Linked DNA regions of Homo sapiens: all the other regions are linked to region 1. A link is a loop called in an ENCODE intact Hi-C map of the cell type or tissue named here. Cell type or tissue: A673. All regions are shown on one strand. Region 1 has its middle 390 kb from the start of LMCD1-AS1. Region 2 overlaps LMCD1-AS1 (LMCD1 antisense RNA 1). Region 3 overlaps LMCD1-AS1 (LMCD1 antisense RNA 1).

Evidence for each region. Peaks named below come from ENCODE experiments on the same cell type or tissue, not always from the same donor. Only the 100,000 strongest peaks of a DNase experiment are listed, where the experiment ranks them.
Region 2: it touches region 1 in a loop (3-fold over the local background); 4 of 110 quality-filtered maps call a loop at or near these places.
Region 3: a loop joins it to region 1, with 9 times the contacts of the local background. A loop is called at or near these places in 11 of 110 quality-filtered maps.

Annotation. Positions count from the first base shown.
Region 1 is chr3:8,108,022-8,116,021 of GRCh38, reverse strand. No RefSeq gene overlaps it. Among named protein-coding and RNA genes, the nearest start is that of LMCD1-AS1, 390 kb to the left of the region's middle. RefSeq lists an enhancer at 1,838-2,411. In A673, a CTCF peak has its summit at 4,616 (motif pointing right); a DNase peak (open chromatin) is centred at 4,641.
Region 2 is chr3:8,235,450-8,243,449 of GRCh38, reverse strand. The region is part of intron 3 of LMCD1-AS1 (LMCD1 antisense RNA 1); the gene reads left to right. Among named protein-coding and RNA genes, the nearest start is that of LMCD1-AS1, 260 kb to the left of the region's middle. In A673, CTCF peaks have their summits at 3,332 and 3,535 (motif pointing right); a DNase peak (open chromatin) is centred at 3,539; H3K27ac peaks cover 1,542 bases.
Region 3 is chr3:8,298,308-8,306,307 of GRCh38, reverse strand. The region is part of intron 3 of LMCD1-AS1 (LMCD1 antisense RNA 1); the gene reads left to right. Among named protein-coding and RNA genes, the nearest start is that of LMCD1-AS1, 200 kb to the left of the region's middle. In A673, a CTCF peak has its summit at 4,120 (motif pointing right); a DNase peak (open chromatin) is centred at 4,137; H3K27ac peaks cover 6,447 bases.

The DNA.
Region 1 (8,000 bases):
CAGGCTACTAATTTAAATGTTAATCTCATTTTAAAAATGCCTTCTCAGTGGCATCCAAACTAATGTTTGACCAAATATCTGTATGCAGTGGCCCAGCCAAGTTGACCTATAAAATTAAACCACTAGAACCCCAAAACAGAGAATCAGATTTTTCCACTTCCCTTATTCTCTTTGGGGCTTCTGCAAATCCCTGGAGTGAGACAGAGGGGAGCAATAAAATAAACTGATTGTCTGCCTTCCAGTGGGTGCAGGTTCACTTGATCTTAGCCAAAAGGCCAAGAAATGATAGTGAATACAAGTTCAAGGAAAAATTAAATTCAACTATTGGAGAAATAGTCCCATGTCTAGAATAGCCAGGTATGTGAGTTGACATCTCTAATGGCCGTTTGTGCTTCCTCCAGGGCCTGACTGCCCTGCTCCGTCATCTCTGGCATATCTCTTGAGAATCACCTCCTTTGGATGTCTCCAGAAGCTCTCTCTACAGAAATGGTTTCTCCCTCCTCCAGGCTATATAGCCCACTGCATGCGCCTCTACTACTGAGACCACTAAGCATCCTCCTTTCCTGGAGGCATTTCCTACCCAGCCTCCCAGAGTTCCCAAGGAGACTCAGTTCCGCATGTCCTCAGTCATCATTTGCTTATTAAAAGTCCTTTTATCGGCATTTTTCCTTTCCCTGTCTCATCCCACCTTTATCTTGTCTTGTTTCCGGGGATCCCCTCCCAAATAAATTATGTGCCCTCCAGTTCTTTTCTCAGAGTCTGCTCTGAAGAAACACAAAACAAAACAGTGGCCTTTTTAAGAGCATTCATTTTACCTTTTTTGGTTTAACCAAAGAGTAGATCCTTGATGAACAGTCAATATGAGAGATTTAAGTTACATACAGAATATTATGCAACCTCAGACTATGAAAAGTTAGATTTAAAGGGTTGTATATAAATCAAGACCTGATTTCTCACTGTCTTATTTGTACTACTGACAGTGAGTAGTTCCTACTAATGTTTGAACATGAAGTTTCACTGGCTGTTTGTCTCTCTCTGCCAGCGTCAGAAACTACACATACTTCTCTGTAATAGACAATGTCAGTATCTAAGACTTTTATAGTGGAGAGGGTCATAATATATCCATTGCATAAGTTTAGACTCCTCACATAAATTATTTTAAATAAGGTATACAGCAAACACTATATATACATATATGTGTGTGTGTGTGTGTGTGTGTGTGTATGTGTCTGTGTGTGTGTATAAAATTCATTCTAATGGTTCAATGAATATGTATTGAGTATTCTAGCAGCTGAGCATTCAGCAGCAAACCAAACAAGCAAATCCTTTCCTTGCTAGAAGAGCACATTGGAAAGATGACATTTAAGCAGACCTGAAGGAGATAAAGGGGCAGGCATGTATAAACCTGGGAGAGAGTTCCAGCAAAGAAAACAGTAAGTGCAAAAGTCCTGCACACACATACATTTGGTGTGTTAAAAAATGTTGTAAATGTAGTTAGGAGGCTGGTGAGGCTAGAGCAGAATGATTAGGAGAGGGAGGAGCAGATGAGCAGATGAGATCTGAGAGACGTGGGGAGCTGAGAGAAGATTGTCCAGGGTCTAGTAATGATTTTGACTTTTCCTCTTATTGTAATGGGAAGCTACTGGAAGATTCTGTGCAAAGCAGTGACAGGGGCTGCCATATGGTTTCAAAGGATCACTCTGGTTACTGTGTGGAGTAGGGAAAGCGCAAAGAGAGTTTCATGTGCGTCCGTGTGAAGAGACCACCAAACAGGCTTTGTGTGAGCAACATGGCTGTTTATTTCACCTGAGTGCAGGTGGGCTGAGTCCGAAAAGAGAGTCAGCGAAGGGAGATAGGGGTGGGGCCATTTTATAGGATTTGGGTAGGTAAAGGAAAATTACAGTCAAGGGTGGGGTTTGTTCTCTGGCGGGCAGAGTGGGGATCACAAGGTGCTCAGTGGGGGAGCTTTTGAGCCAGGATGAGCCAGGAGAAGGAATTTCACAAGACAATGTCATCAGTTAAGTCAGGAACAGGCCATTTTCACTTCTTTTGTGGTGGAATGTCATCAGTTAAGGCAGGAACCGATCATCTGGATGTGTACGTGCAGGTTACAGGGGATGTGATGGCTTAGCTTGGGCTCAGAGGCCTGACAGAGAGAAGCTGGGATGCCTTTGGCATGATTACAAGTGCAATCGTTGACTACTAATTTGTGACGTCATTTAGATAGAAAACAAACCTTAGGAAAACAAGCCCATAGATTCTTCATGGGAGGAGCAATAAGCCACTCCAGTATGCTATCATATAATTTCTTTTTCAATCAGCAAGGAGCTTAATTGCACGGTAGCAGCTGAAAACCCATTGTTCACCAAATAACGAAACAATTTCAATGAAAAGAGGAAGATCTAGCCAATGGAAGAGTCAAGTTCTCAAGGGGAAGTTCCTGGAAGCCAGATTTGATGCTGTTTTTTTTTTTTTTTCCATCATCCTATGTTGCTTGTGAAAGGAGACTTTATGTTTCCTACCAGAATCTGCAAATTGAAGGCCTCTAAGCCAAGAAACTGGAGACCTGTGATCTCACTGTGGGTCTGTCAGAACCTTGTCAGGTGACCTTGGGACACATCACACACTGCCCTGGCCTCTGTTTTCCAAGTTTGTATAATGTGCGGTAGTGTTGCCTTGCTACTGTTATTTCATCAGCTTGTTTGAGGGCCTCCTGAAACGATGCATATGAAAGCACCTTGTAGCTCTGAAAGCAGCACTCAATGCAAGGTCATTAGCATTGGCTTTGCCCAAATACTAAAGGAACAATCCATACCATTGAAAGGGGGATATGACAAATTGATCAATGTAAAAGATAAGCTGGTAGCTGTCACATACCTTTTTCTGTACAGCAGTGGCAAACATCGTCCTCTCGTTGAGATTCTGAACCATCACATGAATGCACATAAATCACCCTGTACAAAGCACTATATACAAATACTTGGGGATGTTTAGCACCATGGACACACTTGCAGGGAGTAGTGGTGATTCTAAGTTGGACGAGTCTAGCACACCACGGGGTGGGCAGCGGTGGCACTAGCACTATATTGTGGTCAGAGAAGGGCTTTCTGAAAGATCCACTTGGGACGAGCCCTGAAAAGCAAGAAGAAAGTTGCGCTTGAGTCCAGGGGATGGGTGTTTATGATGGAGAGGCTGCTATTGTGAGTCACTTAGAAGCCACGTGATTGGGAAATGTGCAAAGCATTTAGCTGTGAGATAATAGTGTGGCAGGTGCGGTGGATACTCAGCTGTGTCCCCTGGCCCATCTCTGAGATTCCAGCAGGGTAGGTGGACAATTCCCTCTAACATTCCATATGCTTCTCACTCCAACTGCCTGCTTTTCTGCCTGTGGGTGTTCCCACTCCCTAATTCACAGGGCAACCTGGAAATGCAGGGGAGTTAATGCTACAGGGATGGGACCAGCCCTCCGCCAAGGGGGACCAGTCTCAGGACAAATGCCCCAGCCTCCCACTGCTCTGCTGACATAATTCTGAGGTATCGTCCCTGAAATTTCTCAGGGCCCTTGGCAGGACTAAACCCCAGCTGCCCACAGTAGTGGCCCCTCATTCACATACCCTGTCTGAGCTTGCCAGGGCTGTTATAACACAGTACTACAGGCTTAAACAATGGAAGTAGATGGTCTCACAGTCCCAGAGGAGGGAAGTGGAGATAAAGGTGTTGGCAGGGTTGGTTTATTCTGAGGCCTCTCCTTGGCTTGTAGATGGCTTCCTTCCCCCTGTGTCTTCATACCGTGTTCTCTCTGTACTCATCTTTATCCTAATCTCTTTTTGTAAAGACACCCATCATATTGCTTCGGGGTCCATTCATATGCCCTCATTTCATCTTAATTACCTCTTTAAAGGTCTTACTTCCGAATGCAGTTACATGCTGAGGTACTGGGGGTTAGGACTTAAACAAATAGATTTGGGGCACACATGATTCAGCCCATTATTGGCATGCCCTTTATTGGCATTTCTGTCCTCCTGTGTCACTCTCCCTTCCCCCTCACTACCTCCTTAGGTACTCTCCCAAATTAAGTTCCTGTATACAAGACCTTGTTTTGAATCGGCTTTGGGGAAACCAAACTAAGCCAATATGAAGTGGTAAAAACTGTGAGCAACTGGAGAGTGCAAATCTACCTAGAAGCATTTAAATTTATTTTAGAAAAATAGCATATAAACAAGTAAAACGTTGTGCAGGGCATGCAAAACACTTCCACAGTCCCAGTCTTTCCTGTTTGCAATCTCTGTGCTGGATAACTTTCAGGTCCAGCTGTTGCTTTCTATGATGTGTGTGTGATGTTTGTGCGTGTAAGGAGGCAATCCCCTGAAATGTAGGAATCATGCACAATTCAAAATAAAGGGGCAAAATGATCTATGATATAATTCGGCATCCTGAGGCTGCAAGGAAGCTCCTACATCTTAATCTGAGACTGTGACCCATCGTGGCAATAATGCATAAGGCTGAGTTATTCTCAGGCACATCGTAGCTTATGAGTTGGGGTTATGTCATACACTCTAAGAAAGGACTGTGAGTAACACTGCCCCCATTCAGCCCGTCCTTTTGGGGTGTAATGTCAGATCTTCCCACTGGAGGGCATTGAAGCTACAGAAAAGAGAGGGTGCCTTTCTGGTCCAATGCTATTGAATTAGGAAGCTTGCTGTACCCGGACTGTATTTCCGGTTGAGATGACAGACGTCCTTTTTGTGCTTCAGTGTGAATTTTACCAATCATGGCCATGTTCAGCATGCTGGAACTGATGATTAGATTCATGACGATAACCACCAGACTGAGAGTGTGATTTTCCGAGACAAAGGGCAGATTATGTTGATAATAGTCTTTCCCCGAGTAGTCTCTATCCCCATTGGCTATAATGAGGTGGGAAGGGGACTGGAACTCAAGGCTAAAGATAAGAGTTTGGATTCTGACTCTGTCCCTTTCTGGCATTTTGAGTGTAATCACATTGTTTAAACCGGACATACCCCAGTTTCCTTATTTATAAAACAGGAATAGCGAACCGAGCCCACAGAGAGTTTTAGTAAGTGGAAGGTTTAAGGTTTTGTATGATTTAATGCACTAGCAACTGCATGGAGGGAGGGGGGTGTTGCTATTATCGAGAGTGACCACATTCATCTACATGCTGTAAAAGTCCCGGGAAAGGTCCGGGATTCAAAAATGAGTTCCTTGAAGTAGAGTATACTTTCTAAAACTTTACTATTAGATATTAATTTGCTTAGATTTCAATCAATAAAGCAATTCATTGCTTCTGCTTTAATGAGCATCTTCTCTTGGAATGGCACATACGCACAGTAAACAGTTACAAATCATCAACATTTTGCTGTGTTAATTTTGGGGACTGATACCTTTGGCTGAGAGCAAGAGCTAAGTTATCCAGATTTGGGGAAAGGTAGGAGATATTTTAGCATGGGGCAGGGGGGTTCTCTGCTGAGATAGTGCATCAGACCCTCGTCTCCAAAGTAAATTGTGGCTGGAGAGAGGATCAGAGAAAAGGGGAACGTCTGAGCCAGAAGATGGTTCAGCCTCACAAGTTTGCCAGGAGTGGCCAGGTTTTATAAATCTTCATTTATTTTTAGAGTCCCTGAATCCCCGTTGCATAACCAGTATTTGAGGTCATGTCTATATGATCACAAATTTACCATTACTTCTATTGTTAAGCATTTACTGAGCATACCTTATTATCCCATTAAGAAAATAGAGAAGAAAAGAAACACAGGTTTCCAGACTAATTGGGTGGATGTGGGGATGACAATATTGCATGATTGTGCTATGATGGAGTCTCAGCTTTGTGAAGGCAAGAATTCACTTCTATATATTCATTATTTGATGTGGTAAATACCTAACATATGAATAAATGAATGAAACTACATTATTTTAGGACAGACATTCTCCAAGTATGTTACCTGGCCCACTACCATCAGAATCACCTGATCCTTTTCTAGAATACCATATATGAGACACTGTTCTAATTACTTTTCTTAAATTAACTCATTTTATCTTCACTCAACTCTATGAGATAGGTACTATTATTATTACCTTCACTTTACAGATGAGCTAACTAAGGTCCAGAGTGCCAAGGTCACACAGCCAGTAAGTGACAGAGCTGGGGATTTCAACCCAGAGTCGATGCTCAAAACCCCTACATCATCTTGCCTCTCTATATCTAAAAGTAATGAGGCAGATAAATATGTGTTATAGGAAGCGGCCAACAACTTATATTTTTAAGTGGGAAAAAAACACAATATTGAGGCCAAGCACAATGGCTCACGCCTGTAATCCCAGCACTTTGGGAGGCCAAGGCCGGTAGATCATGAGATCAGGAGTTTGAGACCAGCCTGGCCAAGATGGTGAAACCCCGGGTTTCACCGGGGTCAGCCGGGTGTGGTGGCACGTGCCTGTAATCCCAGCTACTCAGGTGGCTGAGGCAGGAGAATTGCTTGAACCCGGGAGGCGGAGTTTGCAGTGAGCTGAGATTGCGCCACTGCACTCTAGTCTGGGCGACAAAGGAAGACTCCGTCTCAAACAAACAAACAAAAAACCAAAAAAAGCACAATACTGGCCAATATATTTAATAAGCTACCATTTGTGTCAAGAGAGAAAAGAGATTAAGATATGTTTGTATATACATAGATTCTCTCAAGAAGAAAAGAGAAACACCACGGCTAATTAGGTCTAACATTTTCATCCTCCATTTCTGTTAGGGGTGCACGCAGCCCACTTTAGAGACCCTTCGACGGTCATACTGTTAGTGATTTTCTAGCACTTATCCTGCGCACCTTTATGGTGATCCCTGAGAGTATCCCACACTCTCTGGGAGTTAGACCCTCTATGTTTTTCTGGGTACTTTGAATGATTAACAAAGACTCCAAGTGATGATTTTGTACTTTCAACTTTGAGAATCATGACCTTAGGTTTGGGCCAGAAAATTTAATTCCATTGGAAGACCTAGGAGCTTTCCTACAAATTTCTTCCCCTTATCTGTAAACCAACTGATAGTCTGCTTGGGAAGAAAGACGAAGATAAGCAAAGCATTGGGACATGCCTCTCTTTTCTGAGTAACCACACTGTCACCCCATGCAGCGTACCTCATTATACCCTTGTTCGTTTTCTTCTTCTGCATTATCAAAAGACAGAATAAAAATCTTTTGTTTTTCTTAGAAGTTTTACCAAGAAATTTGGTCTATACTATATGACTGTGTTCATTCATTCTGTCGCTATTCTTATATGTGATAACCTCTCCTCCCATATTTTGTGTGTGCCCCTTTTAATATGTGAGCTCATCAGGGCCTGTGCCAGTGTCTTAGTCTTTTTTCCTCCTTTTTCCTCCTCAGAATTTTTTATGACTGCAATGTAAGATTGTCATTTTTGAGACTGTCCTATTGAATTTCTTTTGAAATTCTTTTGAAATCTACATTTCTTTTGAAATCTCTTGAAATGCTCTGTCCAATATACTAGCCATGTGGCACAATTCCACAATTTAGAGTAGCCACATTCCAAGCACTCAATAGCCACATGCAGCTAGTGGTTACAATATTGGGTAGCACACATTATAGAATATTCCTCTCATCATGGAAAGTTATATTGGAGAGGGCTACTCTAGAACTTTCCTATCCACCAATCTTTGCTCTAAAAAAAAAGATTAAATTTCTTTTTCCACAATCAAACAAAAGAAGTTTGAATCTACTTCCATCTTTTCAAGTTATTTGGGATAATAAATGATCTGAATTTTCCAATGCTTACTCTACTTCCTGTCTTCTGTTGGGTCCTATTTTTTTTTTCAGAAGGCCTACTTCCCTATGATCCTCGTGGATTGTAATATAACCTGAAGTAGCAAGTGCCCTCATTACTTCTTTATGAGAGTGAAAATTCTCAGACAATTTTCAGACATGCAAGAGCTTGAATGTTATCTCCTATATGCTATATGTAATTTCTTTATAAAGTTG
Region 2 (8,000 bases), 130 kb before region 1:
ACTTACTTACCATTACAGCTACAAGGCCAAGTAAATGGCCACTGAATAAATACTACTTGAACAATATGTATATGAATGATTTATTAGTTTCTCCATTGGACAATTAGCTGCTGTGAATGCTCATGCTTGTCTTTATTATTTTGTCTTCCTAGTATCTATCACAATGTATACATAGCTGAAAATAACGTAACTGAATTTGAAATAAATCTCACATCAAGTGTGAATACTGTCAGCCCTCTGAATCCACAGGTTCTGTATCTGTGGCCTCCACATGCACAGATTCAACCAATTGCAGATCAAAAGTATTTTGGAAAAAAACAAGAAAAACTAACAATACAACAGTAAAAAATAAGACAGATAAAAATACAGCATAACTATATAGCATTTACATTGTATTAGGCATTATAAGTAATCTAAAGATAATGTAAAGTATAAAGAAGTATATGTGAAGGTTGTATGTAAATACCATGCCATTTTATATAAGGAACTTGTGCCTTTGCAGATGTTCATATCTTGGTGGGAGGGGAGTCCTGGAAACAATTCCCCATGGATACCAGTAGACACTATACTATCAGTATGACTTATCACTGTTGATACTTTGATCTGTTGCTGAGGTATGTCTGTTACGTTTTAACACTATAAAATTACTATTTTTCCTCCTTTTTTTATGCTGTATGCCTATTAAGGAAATCACTATACCACTATGAGCAGGGCACACTGTAGGTGTGGGGTGTCATATAAAGGGGGGGCTCCCTTTATTTATCTGCAAACCCCCACTGCAGTCATGAGAAACATGGCCTCACCATCTGCCATTGTTTAATTTTAGTACACATGTATAGACGTATCAGAATGGTTCATCTTTACTCAATGGGAAATAAGTTTATCAACTAGAGTACAGTGCTAAAGTACAATTTATTCTGCCTTTAGTCTTATAGACTCCACTCATTTTCAAAGTTACTTAGATCAGCATCTCTCTCCCTAACCCCTTTCAGTGAGGTTGTTTCATACAATTGTAATACTGTTAAAACGTCACATTCTGGATTCCATCCTGGAATCTTCAACCTCTTGAATGATTTTTAAATGTATAACATGTAGACTATTGTTAACAAAATTGTATTGGATTAGGAAATTTTGTTAAAATCCCTCTTATCGAAAGAGGTAATTATATGAGCTGAGAGATAACATTAATTTGCTTCACTATAGCAATTATTTTACTATCTATATGTATCCCACAATGTCATGTTGTAAACCTCAAATATGAACAATAAATTTAGTTTAAAAATCTGTAGACATTAAAGTTCACTCTGTGCATATAGTTCTAAGGGTTTTGACTAATCTGTACTGTCATGTACCCACCATTATAGTACCATACAGAACAGCTTCACCACCCTAAAAATACCCTCTATGCTTCATTCACCTAGTCAACCCTTTTCTTCATCTTTGAAACCTTTGGCAAACACTGATCTTTTTACCATTGCTATAGTTTTGCCTTTCCAGAATGCCATATAATTGTAACCATACAGTATGTAGTATTTTTAGAGTGACTTCCTTCACTTAGCAGTATATATTTAAGAGTCATCTGTAACTTTCCATGGCTTGATAGCTAATTTATTTGTATTCTGTTATATGAATAATGTATATCCATATAATATATGTAATACTATATATCCATATAAACAGAATAAAATATAATTTTAAGATAAATAGGTTATATGGACATAGCACAGTTTGTTAATCCATTCCACATCTATTAAAGAACATCTTGCTTGATTTCAGTGGTTAGTGATTATGTATATAGACGCTGTGAAGATTCACAGGTAGGTTTTTGTGTAGAGTTTTATTTATTTTTATTATCCTTTAAGTTCTAAGGTACATGTGCACAACGTGCAGGTTTGTTACATATGTATACATGTGCCATGTTGGTGTGCTGGACCCGTTAACTCATCATTTACATTAGATATCTCTCCTAATGCTATCCCTCCCCCCTCCCCCCAGAGAAGTTTTCAAATCATTTGGGTAAATACCCAGGAGTGTGATTAATGGGTTGTGTGATAAAACTATATTTAGCTTTGTAATAAACTGCCAAACTTTCTTCTAAAGTGGCCATATCATTTTGCATTCCCACCAGCAGTATCTGAAAGTTCCTGTTTTTCCACATCCTTGCCAACAATTGGTATTGTTATTATTTTTAATTTAGCTATTCTAGTAGGTATGCATTTGGTGTCTCATTGTTCAATTTATAATTAACTAATGACAAATGATATTGAGCATATTTTTATATATTCACTTGTCATCTGTATATCTTCTTTGGCAAGATGTGTGTTATTTTTAATCTGATCAACTTTTCCAACCCTGTCAATCTCTCTTTGCTTGTTATTGTGGCTTTTGTCTGATTTTATTATTAGCAAAAACACAAAACTCTTTGAGACCTTCAAGAGGGTTATGTGCTTAATTGGAATAAATGGCTAGAAAGAACCTGTTTGGAACCTGTTGGCCTGCAGTGACTAATGGGTGCTGAAACCTAGTCTTTGAGTCCAGAGTTAAAAGGACATGAAATAATTCAGATGTGACTTGGAAGGATCTCTCAGTGGTCCCAACATCTTTCTTCAATCTCTATCATTTTTATATTTCATGGCATTCGTGTTCCTATTTGTCAGTTAGAGATCACTTGGCCATCTCTTCTAATGGCCAGTAGAATCATTCTGGGAGCACATCATCCTGGCTGAAGATCTAAGCAGTCCATGGATCTGAACCATCTCTCATGAGAAGGTATTCAGAATTAAGACAATTAGAATGGTTCAAGCATCATTCTTCCTCTCATATTTGTAGAAATTCTAGTATTTGTTGCATACTCACTTAGTTCTAGTTTGATGGATGGACTTGCTGAAAATCTGGCAGGACTGTTCAAACTCTCTGGCAGCTATGAGGCTATGGCTCGCCATCTAGAGTACAGCTTGGGTGGCAAAGAAAACTCTTGGCATGCTGCTTCACTAAGACTTGTAAACAATAATTAAGTGGACTGATGTATCATAATTCTGCTGTTTCATTTCCTTCTTTCAAAATACATGAAGGAGTTTTAGTTCTGGATGATAAACGACAAGAATCGTAGCACTCTGCACTTAAACCAAATGAGCTCAATGAGGGTATACAATTCTTGCAATTACAATTTTACTGCTTTGCATATATTCACAATGGAAGAAGAAAACAAGGAGACACAGGCTTCTTGGCTTGCTGAATGGGAGCTCATAAAACTTTGTGGGGTCTAGTTGTGTGACCATTTGGAATCCAGTCCCAGCTCTGTCTGCGGCTGGTTCTATCACCCTGGGTGAAACATTCACTCTCTGAGCATTAGTCCCCAGGTTGAAAATGAGTAAGTGGAGGCAGATGATATCTGTTTTCCTTTCAGATGTATTAACAATATGTGATGATAATACATTCCAAGAACAGGCTGCAGTCCTTGTGCAAAGGGGAAACAAGAAGAGCTGGTAGTGGGGCATTTATGAGACATGTATTGACTCTAGTCAGCCACCAGGGGACATCCAAGAGCACATCTACATAGCTGTACAGCTCAAAGTTTGTAAATCAAATTCTTATACATTGAATCTTTCTTTCCTAGTGACAAAGTATCAGAGCTATAAACTATCAGGAAAAAAGTGACTCCTAGAGATAAAAAATGTATGATCCAGGATATTATTAGTTTTAGCAGCAGTATTTAAAGGGAAAGTACTAAATATATCTTTGACATTATTTCACCTTGCATTAAATTAGACTTGTGGTAAGGCAAAAATTATATAAGTTCATGAAAATAACTTAATTTATTTTGGTTATGTTTTTATGTTTGCAAGGGTGGGACCAGGGTGATTTCAATGATCACTGTGGCATATTGAGCATGCCACCCCAGGCATTCAGAATTGCCATTCCTAAGTTTTGTGGGTGTTTAGCATTCGAAATACAGCTTTCAGTCTGTGACATGGAAATCTTTTGATGTCTTAGGCTTCTGAATTGAGAAGGAGTGGGGCCTTAAATGGGGGACAAGAATTCAACTAATCAGAACAGTGTAAGCCTCATTAGAAACTAGCAAATTGGCTTATGGACCGTGTGCCTCAATCTCATATGTTTGATTACCTGAGTCAGCCTTCCCATGTCAGGCAACTCTGGGACTTAGGCCAAGTTAAGGCTCAGGCCACAGGTTATGGGGCCATCTACTCAAGGAAACCTCTTAGTACAGCATCCTCTACTTCTTTTCAGAAAATCCTTTCCTCTTCTTGTTGACTTTTCATTTAGACCATCACCTGCCTAGATCCCTTGACTTCTCACTCAGGCTTTCCTGTTCACCAATGTTGCCAACTCACTCGCACAAGCAAATGCATTTCTATGTCTACCTCTGGATGGCAACCATTCTCATTGCTCACCTCATCCATCTACGCTACCAGAAATTCTTCCAAGCTCCCACAGTTGTATTTATAGATTTACTCTTGTATTAATAGTTTGGCACTTAGTATCGTGTTGATCTTCACTGACTGTTAATTGAACAAAATGAATTAAACTCAAGGAAAGAAAGAAAATCAGACAGACAAAACTTAGACTAAATTTCTGGTGAATGTAAAAGCTACCATGTAAGAAAAAGCTTTAGCTTCCAGAAGAGGTACTTAAAAAAAAAAAAAAAAAAAAAAAGGAGAGGAAAGAGAAAGAGGAAGAGGAGGAGGAGAAGCAATGATAATTTTGTGCCAGAGAAAACTGGAGCTAAAATTTAGAAACAGACTCACATGCTATCCTGGGCTTCCAACTAGAAGAGAAATCACAAATATTTGCATTGCATAATATGTCGATATAGCCTTACATGAACCCACCACATAGCTCATTTATTGTCAAACATCTAAAACTCAGCCTTTACATACAGATAGGTTCTTCAAATGCTGTTTGCTTTGCATATCACAGAAACAAATAAAATATAATAAACAATTTCTGCTTGAACTAGCCTCTGGTAATTAGGACAGGATGACTGGGCCAACTTTAGAAATCAAAATAACTTACAGTTTCCAGCATAGCTGATATTCAGCCAGTCTAACCTAGCAAAGTCCTAGTGAAGTGTTGTTTATGGCACATCCATTCTGATTTGGTTCTAACTGTCTGGATTGGGCAATGTTTCTGCTGTATTGTCTAGTACACGTTTTAACTCTCACCCTTAATTTTGAGTAAAATATTCTCCATCCACAACTTTCTCTTAGAGAAGGCAGCTAAAATGTATGAATGACCTGTTACGTGCCTTATAACTTCCATTTAAGGTAGAGTATTTGCCTCATGATATGCATGTGAAATTGACGGTTCTGTAAAGTCAAGTGTTACTTAAGGGCACATTCTTAAGAGGCCACGTCGAGAGCTGAATCCTGGCTTGTACATTTTATTCTCCTTTTATTCTCCTTAAGTAATCACATTCCTAATCTTTCCCTACCTTCTTATGAGAGTCCAGAGTTATGTAAAAGTATGTATGTCATCTTCACATGTTTAATTAATTCTGCCCCAAAGCAGGCATAAGGTGAAAGGCATGAAGTAAACTCATAGTTCCAAAACTTCAGGGATAAAATCACTATATTGTTGTCTTTTTGTTACTTTAAACATTACTATGTTTCTAGTTAGAAGAAAACACACACATATACACTCTCCAAAAACACATAATGTGGCTACTGCTGTCTTTCATTGTCTTTCTCTCATAGTCTCTTCCTGTGTAATTTTCTGAACTATTTCATGCCTTACTTTTTGAATCAAAAGCTAAATTTTGTGGCAGCAACTATATTTTTGCAGCTCATTTGATCCATTATTTCTATTTGCAACTTATTACAGTCTACCTTCAAGTGATATTACAAGGCCACACATAGTGCAAGAATCCTAAAACAGGGTACTTCCAATTCCTCTCTTTTGTCCTTTGTGCAATTGTCATCATACATTTTTACTTTTACAAATGCTGCAAACTCTGCAAAACAATGTCACAAAGTTTTCTTTAGTGGATTTTCTTTTAGCGCCATTACAAGAAAGAAAAAAAAAATTATGTTTACTTTTATTTTGGCCATTTCAGATCTCTTTATTTCTTTATGTAAATGCAAGTTTCTGTCTGATTATGCTTCTGCCTAAAGAACATCCTTTGAAATTTCTTAGAGTACATGATTGCTGGTGATAAATTGTATGTTAATATATGAGCCCAAGAAAGCCTTTATTTATTTATTTATTTATTTATTTTATTTTGTTTTACTTTATTTTTTTGAGACAGAGTCTTGCTGTGTCGCCCAGGCTGGAGTGCAGTGGAGCAATCTCTGCTCACTGCAAGCTCCACCTCCCAGGGTCACGGCATTCTCCTGCCTCAGCCTCCCGAGTAGCTGGGACTACAGATGCCCGCCACCACGCCTGGCTAATTTTTTTTTTTTTTTTTTGTATTTTTAGTAGAGATGGGGTTTCACCGTGTTAGCCAGGATGGTCTTGATCTCCTGACCTTGTGATCCGCCCACCTCGGCCTCCCAGAGTGCTGGGATTAGAGGCATGAGCCACCGCACCCAGTCTCTTTTGACTTTATTTTTAAGTAAATGTTTATTTTAGGACAATTTTAGTTATATAGCAAACAGAAAGTTCCCATATGCTCCCCATCCAGTTTCCCATTAACATCTTAATGTTATGTTAGTATGGTACATTGTGGCATAATGTTGATTAAGTTATTATTACCTTAGTTGCATATAAAATTCCTCATGAAATATAAAAATATGTAAAAGTTATATTGTCATCATTACATTTGTATGGTATACCTGTTAAAATTAATAGGTAAATATTAATTGTTTTATGATGGTTACAGACTGATTTACTTAGCTTTTACCTAATGTCCTTTTTCTGCTCCCGAATCCCCAGAATCCCACCGAAGATACCACATTACATTTCGTCAACATGTCTCTTTAGGTTCCTCTTGGTTGTGACAGTTTCTCAGTCTTTCCCTGTTATTGATGACATTGACAGTTTTAAGAATTACTGGTTGTTTGGTAGACTGTCCTACAGTTGAGTTTTCTCTGATGTTTTTCTCATAATTAGACTGGGGTTGTCCATCTCAGGCAGAAGATCACAGAGGCAGTGTCTTTTTTTAAATATTTTTTTCAATTTTTAATTAATTAATTAATTTATTTATTTATTTTGAGATAGATTCTCACTCTGTCTCTCAGGCTGGAGTGCAGTGGCACAACCTCGGCTCACTGCAACCTCCGCCCCCTGGGTTCAAGTGATTCTCCTGTCTCAGCCTCCCAAGTATCTGGGATTACAGGCACGCACCACCATACCTGGCTAATTTTTGTATTTTTAGTAGAGACAGGGTTTCACTATATTGACCAGGCTGGTCTCAAATTCTTGACCTCAGGTGATCCTCCCACCTTGGGCTTCCAAAGTGCTGGGATTACAGGCGTGAGCCACCATGCCCAGCTAATTTTTGTATTTTTAGTAGAGGCGGGGTGGGAGTGTCATTTGTACCACATCATATCAAGTTTAAATACTATTGGTGTGACTTGTCGCTATTGATGCTGACCTCGATCACCTACCTGTGGTAGCATTTGTCACCACAATTGTGGTAGCATTTTGACACTATAAAGCTATTTCTATTTTTCCCCCTTTCCATACTGTATTCTTTTTGAGGAAGTCACTATGTGCACCACACACTTGAGGAATGGGGAATTATGCCCCACCCTGTGAGGGTAGAGTTTCTGCGTAAGTTACTTGGAATTCTGCATAAAGATTTCCATTGTCTCTTCACTCTTATTTATTATTTGTATGTTCAACTATTTACTTATATCAAATGGACTCAGAGATGTTGATTTTATACTTTGCATATTAATCCAGTACTATCTTATTCTGTTGCTTTAACAGTTCTAGCTTTGGCCATTGGGAGCTTGAAATATTTTATCCTACTCTTTTCTCACTTGCATGGTTTCTGATGAGAAGTCTACTGTAATCCATATTCTTGCTCCACTATAAAC
Region 3 (8,000 bases), 190 kb before region 1:
CAGCCTAACTTCAGGCAGCACCCAAAGTTCAGACTCAAGTTGTGGGCAGTCTACTGCTTTGGTGGGGACGGTGGCTGTGGTGCCAGATGGGGCCACTTGGCTGAGGGAGGGCATCAGGGCTTTCAGTTCAGGAGAGCTGATGGATGTTGCTCTTCTCTGTTGTGTCACCAGAATTCTGTGCCTTGGGTTGGGCTTACTTGCATCTCTGTGTATCACTCTGCTGCTTCAAAACTCATCCCTTCTGTTGATGCTGACCTGAGGAAGCTTGGGAAATGTTTGCTGCATTGGGTGGGATTGATGAGCTGGCTTTAAAAAGAAGCACGAATGCTTTACCAGGACTCCAAAATCAACAACAACAGAATGTCTTTCTAGGATCACTCAAATGGACCCATTTATTCTTTGCATACTCCTCCAATTTTTGGATACACTTTTCAGTTTGGGAAAAAAGCACAGAATCCTGCATGTAAACTTTAAGACAACGGGATGTATCACAGTGTTTGTTTTCAGACAGTAGTATGCCTTTAGGATAGTCTGAAGAACTGGTTAAAATATAGATTCCTGAGTCCCACCACCAGAGAATCTTGCTCAGCCAGCTTGGAATGGAACCCAGGAAACTTCAGGTGATATAAGGCAAGGGGTGTATGCATCACACCTAGAATAATGGTCCCTGCTCCTGATGAACACACCAAGTACCCAAGAAGGGCACCAGAGTGTGAAACAAGCATGGTTAGGTGATGAGATGGCCTGGGTACAGTCACCTGTTAAAGTGCAGATTCTCATTCAGCAGGTCTGGGGAAGGAGGCTGATATTCTGCATTTCTAATGAGCTGTGAGAAGGCAGTTGTTGCTGGCCCCTGCCTCACACCTTGAGTAGCAAAGATGTAAAAGAGTCACCAACGTTAGGGCTGTGGAGTCAGATGGGCATAGGTTTGGATCCAACCTGTTTTCTCACTGTGTGACCAGCCTCTCCCAATCCAGGTTTACTTGTGTCTCAAGTGGGAAATGATGCAGAAATTAAATGTGACAATAATATACATAAAGCATTCAACATATTGATTAACATGCCATTAGTCTTCCATGAGTGCAAGCTGCCATTGCAATTTTAATAATAAATCCTGCTAATTCAATGTAAATTAGTCAAAGATGTTTGTTTTATCATCCTTGCCATTTTATTTTGCTAATTTTGTTTCTATGCAGATTGAGGCAATGTTTCTATATCTATCATATAACACATCTGGAAGATAAGAAAATGGAGTCATTTCCCTACCAAACACCCAGCCCATGCAGTGCTGTGACCATAGTCCTTAATAAGATGTTGTGACATTAATGAACATCAAGACATCTGAATGAGGGTTTATTTCCCCTGGCCCCAGATATTGGCCATTATGTTGACAGAGCTGGTGCACCCAGATCTGGGTTGATGTCATTTAAAACTGGGAGATTACTCTGAAAATTTCAGCCCAGGTAGGCTGTTTGACATAACAGGAACCAGCATCCCATTGGGTGAATTGTTTGGGTTTCAGCTACTTGATACACACATTCCAAGTGTACCTAGTGATGTAGTAGCCTGTTTTGTTCTGCCCTAGTTTGCTCGGATCATCTTTAAAGTTTATCTTGGAAAAAGCAAAGGCCCTGAGGGCAGGGTGATGTTTATCTGGTGGGCAGATAATGTGGCATAATAGGTAATCCCTGAGATTTTGGAGTCCTGTAGACCTGGGCTCAAATCCTAATTCTACGACTTAATACCTGTGTGACCTTGCCTAACCTCTCTGAGTCTCAGTTTTCTCATAGCTTCACCAGTGGGAATTCCTTTTCTAGCAGTCAATGGCCTTAATACCATGTGCCCTGTCACAGGTGAAGCTAGAGTCAAGTACATGTGGCCTTAATATCATGTGCCCTGTTCTAGGTGAAGCTAAAGTACTGGTCCCTGCAGGTCAACTGTGATGGTTTAAGCCATTATTCCATGTCATTGGTACATGTTTTGACTAACAATATAAATTCACATTAAAAACTTTATTTTAAATACAGCCTGCTAGTGTTTGAGTGTCCACTGGGCTGGACACTGGGGGTGACTGAGATGTATAAGCCGTGGTCCCAGCTGTGATGGGTACACCAAGTACCCAAGGAGGTGAGCACATGTATTCAAGCCCCAGAATGCAGAACAAATGGTGCTAAGTGGAGAGAGCAGACTTGGGCGCAATTCACATGGGTGATGTGACCTTCAGGCTGTGTTGGGTTAAAGGGGAAGGAGGCCAAGGGCTTCCCACAGCTGAAATCCAACTCTTGGTCTTGTCTCTTTGATCTTGTGTCTTAAACTTCTGACTGGGTTCTTCCTAGCCAAGCCCTGCTTTACTGTGCAACATATTGCAGGGTCTAAATGATGGCAATGCATCTATATATTAAATTACAGTGATCTGGAGCATTTTGTTGCACACAGGCATCAGCTAAAGGTTTAAATTCTCTCATTAGAATTTTTATACCCTGAGGTGTGCCACTAGGAAAATGGAACTCACTGTTTTTCTTCTCATCTGAGCAAAAGGGTGACTATTTTGTTTTGTAATGAGTGCATAGCATGGGCCATTGGCTGGAGTTGTGATAGCCTATAAATGATTTCCGGTGTGATTCAAGCCTCTTGAATCCTCCAGACCTGCCTGTCTGGGTGGACAGGGATGCTGTGTTAGACATGGCCAGGAGCCAGGGCTCTGGAGTTGGATGGGTCTGGATGAAGTGTCCTTCATCCAGCAGCTGTGTGGCTCTGAGCAAAGTACAAAATCTCTTAGTGTCTCAGTGACCCAGCTAGAAAGGATAATTGTGATTCTTAGAATTAAGTGAAATGGTGCACTTACATTAAAATGCTAGGCATGGAGCCTGACACACGGTAACAGCTCAAAATCTTGTTTTATGGTCTTAAAATTTGAAGAAACCTGGAAGAAGTCTAACTGTTACTCTTATGCAACCATTGTGAATTAGGGCTGAAACAATGCCAATTCAGCAATCAATTGAAGATGGCCCTGTATATTTCTTATGGCTTCTATAAGGACCAAATGAAATAGCATAGACCTATGTCTGGATTCTGGAAGGTCTTCAATAAATGTCAGTTTCTCATTCCTTCTCATCAAGAGCAGATATCGTCTCTATCTGGATTAACAGTCATTATTCTGGGCTCCTTCCCACCCTGACTCTTCATGCATTAACCTTGCAAAATGGGTTAAGAGGAGTCTGTGTTATCAAAGCTCCCTTGAATACACCTGTGAGCCATATTTGGAGATTAAATCAAATGTTATTAACTTTCCAATTACTTCCAGGTCAAAGGTGATGTTGCTGAAAATACGGCCAACATAGATTTCTAGTATAATTATTCCTTAATTCGATGTGCGTACCTGAAGTAACCTGGCCTGCTCTACTTAAATAATTCAGTTCAAGGGCTACCTGGTGTACAAGCTGTAGCATCTGACGTTAAAGCGTCTGCAGCCTATTCAAGAGCAGGTATGTAAAAAGCATGAAATAAACTTTAGTGGAATAATAGGCTGTGTGTCTCGGCCATTCAGTGTTTATAAATAGCAAGCACCTACTCTATGACTGATGAACTCCTATTCATCCTTCAGCCAGACCCAGATGTCAGCTCAGAAATCAGTTCTTGGAAGCTTTTGTGTACCACCCTTCTTATATCCCCGTCCACATGCTCATGGTGTAAGTCCCTACCATCTGCTCTCCTAGGATTCTGTAGTTTTCCTTCTTAGAGTTTATCTCTGTTTACTTGCTTACCATTCTATCTTCAGTGCCAAGCAGCTTGGCACACAGTAGGTGTTCAATACAGGCTGGTTAATCAGCTGGCTGCATTCGGTGGAATGGGTTGTGGCTTTCCTGTGGGTAATGGCACAAATTCCATGTGGGAAAGAAATTGCTAACAATAAAACCTAGACCGGAGGAGTCTGACCAATAGTGTTTTCACTACTTATGGCAAAGTCACGTTCCCACAGTTGATTCTCCAGACCAGGGTGCGACATATGGGATAGTGGTTTCTTTAGGATTTAAAAAGCATTGGTACAGGAAGACATTCTACCACCTCTGAGTTCCAAGTGCTGAAGAAATGGCAAAATTCAGTTGAAGAACAGACTTCTGTCCAGTAGAGGGAGCTCCCTCATTAAAAAGTCACACGTCCTTGCTGAAAAACTCTGGGTTAGGTTTTCATAAACTTCTCTTTCTTCTTAGAATCATAAAATCTCAGAAATAGGAAGGACCAGAAATCATCTCGTCTAACCACTCTCTCAGAGTGAGAATTCCCTCTAGAACCAAGGCTGTTAGCCTGCCTCTCCTCTTTTAGACCCTTCCCTTTCCTCACCAAGATGCCCCCTTCTCTCTTTTAGAAGTATTTATTAAACACCTACTGTGCGCCTGGCACTGAGGTTATAGAGACCAACACGACGAGCATGTACCCACCTCTTTTTCTACTTACAGCCTTGCTTGATTCCCTCCCCAGTCCGGGAAGCTCCTTACTCCTTGAGGTGGGATGTTCTGCTCACTCTCTCTCTGAGATGCTCTGACTGTTCTTTAAAAATTTTTTTTTGAGAGATGGGGTCTCACTATGTTGTTCAGGCTGGTCTTGAGCTCCTGGCCTCAAGTGAGCCTCCCACCTTGGCCTCCCAAAGTGCTGGGATTACAGCTGTGAGCCGCTGTGTTTGGCCTTCTGACTGTTCAAACGTTCCTTCCATGAAGCCAGAATCTATTCCCTAATACTGTCCATCCTTTGATTCCAGTTTTTGCTTCAGCATCGTAACTGGCACACAATGGGCTTAGAGCTATGTGAGCATTCTGCCCCCTGAGTTCCCTTCAGATATTTTTAAAACTAGCTTGGGCTCCCTTGAGTGGCTTCTTTCATTGCCATCACTATTTGATCCCGACCTTGGATTATGAACCTTCCTTTTGAGGCCTGAGGTGGGCTGCTTGAAGTCCTAGCAGCTAATATGCCTTACCACAGGCAGAATTTTACAAGTCAGCAAACCTGGACTTTAGCTTCCTTTGTAACACTTCTGAGTCCTCTTCCCTCTTCCAAAATTTCTATATTTAGGAGCTCAGAGTGGTTCTGTTACCATTTTGAGGTTGACCACACCCAAACCTCATCTAACGTGTCTGTTTACTACAGGTATATGGGAATTCAATGAAGAACACTTCCCTGGGAGAGTAGAAGTTTAAAAGGAAAGTGTAGGAGACAGCCATCTGAACCTAAGCAGTGCAGTGTATCAGGAAAAATGGTCTTGAATGGAAAGAACAAAACCAAACCGGAATAAAGAATCGCCACCCAAACAGGAGAGAAATCAACAAGAGGGCACCTGGCTAGGCCTGGCATGTGGCTGCTGCTCAGAAAATTTAAAAAATGAGTTTGAATGAATGAATGGATGAACATATTCCAAATTTCCTGATCCTGATGAATGACATTCTTAGGTTCTGAGAACGTATGAGTGGGCAAACTTATTTGATAGCCTCTGAGGAGGTGTGGAAAATGAAGGGAGTACTGTATGATGAGATGAGAAGTATGTTGTGATAAAAATATATATACAAGTATTTATAGATTATTATATATGTACATAGACCAATTGTACTAGATTTCAATGCAATATGAACCAAATTGACTAATGGAAAATATCTTAAGGATTATCAAATTTAGGGTGGTAAAGAGGCTTAAGCCAGTGTGCCAGTCCTGTTCTATTGATAGGGCTTCTCTATGGAGAAGAATTGTGACACTTCATTTTGGCTCAGTTGAAAATGATTGATTAGTGATGCCTGCCGTGGGTCTGGGAATGGGTCATGGCGATACACATGTCAGGGATTTGTTATCCCTGAGTGGTCCAGTGGTCTCTCTCTTCGTAGGGCAGAGGCTTACTCAAAGTCACACAGCAAATTTACAACAAGGTATCTGGGTGTCTTAACTCAATTCCAGTGCTCATTTCCACCACATTGCCCATTCTGACTCTTTGAGTGTGTCCTAGCTTAATATTCCTCTTATTGGGGGAGAAAGAAGCAGTGAGAGAGAATTTCCTCTGAGAGAAAGTGGCAATGACATGCTCATTAATGTAGTGATCATGTAGAGTCATCTTGACCCACTTGAAGGCCTGGGGGTCTACCCCTCTTACACCACGCTGACTGAGTGCCAGATAGGATAGAATGGTGGTCCAAACCCTGCAGAGGGAAGTAGAAGGTGGGTCAACAGACATTGGATGAGCTTAACTCACAGATCAGAAGTGACTGAGTCAGCCGGGTGCTAATGTGTTAGGGCTGGGAGGAGGGGGGTCAGGGGCAATCTTGAAACTAGGGAGAAGACTCCTTTTTTGTTTCTTTCTCACAAGAAGCCATAGCCCTGGGAGGAACTTTTCAAAGAAACTGCAGGAGTATAGAGACAGCACTGGGAATCTTCCCAGCCTTCATTTTCTTTCTGCCAGCATTCACTGAGTATCTGCTTTGTGTAGGGAGATCAGGTCATGCAGAAGTGGGGATGGTGCCTTCATTCTACCTTTCTAAGAGCACTGAGAATTTCAGGGATACCATGATCACTTGGTTTTCTTCAAACACTGTTTGTTTGTTTGTTGAGGGGAAATTTCTTCCCCCCAAAATTAAAGAAACTAAATGGGGGCTGGTGTTTGAGTTAAAACTAACCAGAGGCCTCCTTAGCATATATGGCCCAGCCTTTTTACGTTGGACAAGATACTTAATCTCTCTGTGCCTCAGTTTCCTCATCGGCAAAAATGTACCCACCTCCTAGGTTGCTGTGAGGATGAAATAAGTGGATTTATGCAAAGCATTTAGATGGATGCCTGGTACATCGTAAATGCTACATATGCATTGGCTATTTTTTAATTAAGTAAAAACTGTATATATTTATGGTATATGACACAAAGTTTTCATATATGTATACACTGTGGAATGACTAAATCAAGCTATTGATATTCATATGCATTACCTCACATACTTACCATTTGTGTGTGTGTGTGTGTGTGTGTGTGGGTGTGTGTGATGTGAACACTTAAAATCTATCCTCTTAGCGTTTATTAGCCCTGCAAACTTGGGTTAACACTGTAATTTTTTTTTTTGCCTCCTTGTTTTCATACTTTTTAAGATAACTTATACCATGGGTTTCCCCATGGAGAGAAGGAGAAATAGGTATATAGGAAAGAAAAAGACATCTCCTTTTTCTGAAGCTAAAGATTTAAAACATTTGAGATGAACCTTCTAAATCAAGAATCATAATCTTCAATGACTTGACAGTGCAGCCACAGATTGAAGTAAGTACTTTGCAGAATAGAATCAATGGAAGAACCTTAGAATTCTAAGGTTCTCAAAACTTGGTTGGAATGACCTGGTGCATATTTTGAAGCACCAATTGTGCTGTTATAGAATTCTCTCCTGGGGAGATAATGAACTGATAAGATTTTTTTTTCTGGCTACCACACTCATGGGTTATCAGGAAAGCCCAGGTACCAGAGAGGAACACAGTCATATCTGCAGTAGGCACCGCTCCTGGGTCAATAGCTTCGTATTGTATAGGAGATTGGCACATTGCCAGTTGATTCTCAAGGTGTTGAGATGGCCTTAGTTGATGAAATATTGATCTCAGGCTGTTGGTTTCAATGGAATTCAGGAGTGAGTTGCAATAAAACAAGCTTGTATTCAGTTCTCTAGAGAGTTGCCATTCTGTTAATTTCTCTTTGCATGTAACTTTGCCTTCCATCCTGAGAAAACACAAGTTGCCTTTCTTACAAAACGGACCTTTATGGAACGACAGGAAAATGTGTTAGGAGAAAATAGCAGAGGAAATCCACTTGAGACCTCCAGTGTTCTTTCTGCAAGCTCTGCTAGGTATAGAACGACTCCAAGGCAGTGATGATTTTCAAGCCAGGTTGTAACCAAGGTCACGTGTTCACTAGATTGCCTTATAACTGCAGTGAGATATTTCAAATGTTGGGTAATCAAATCTGATGCAGGAAGAAGAGCTTAAACTTCCAAATT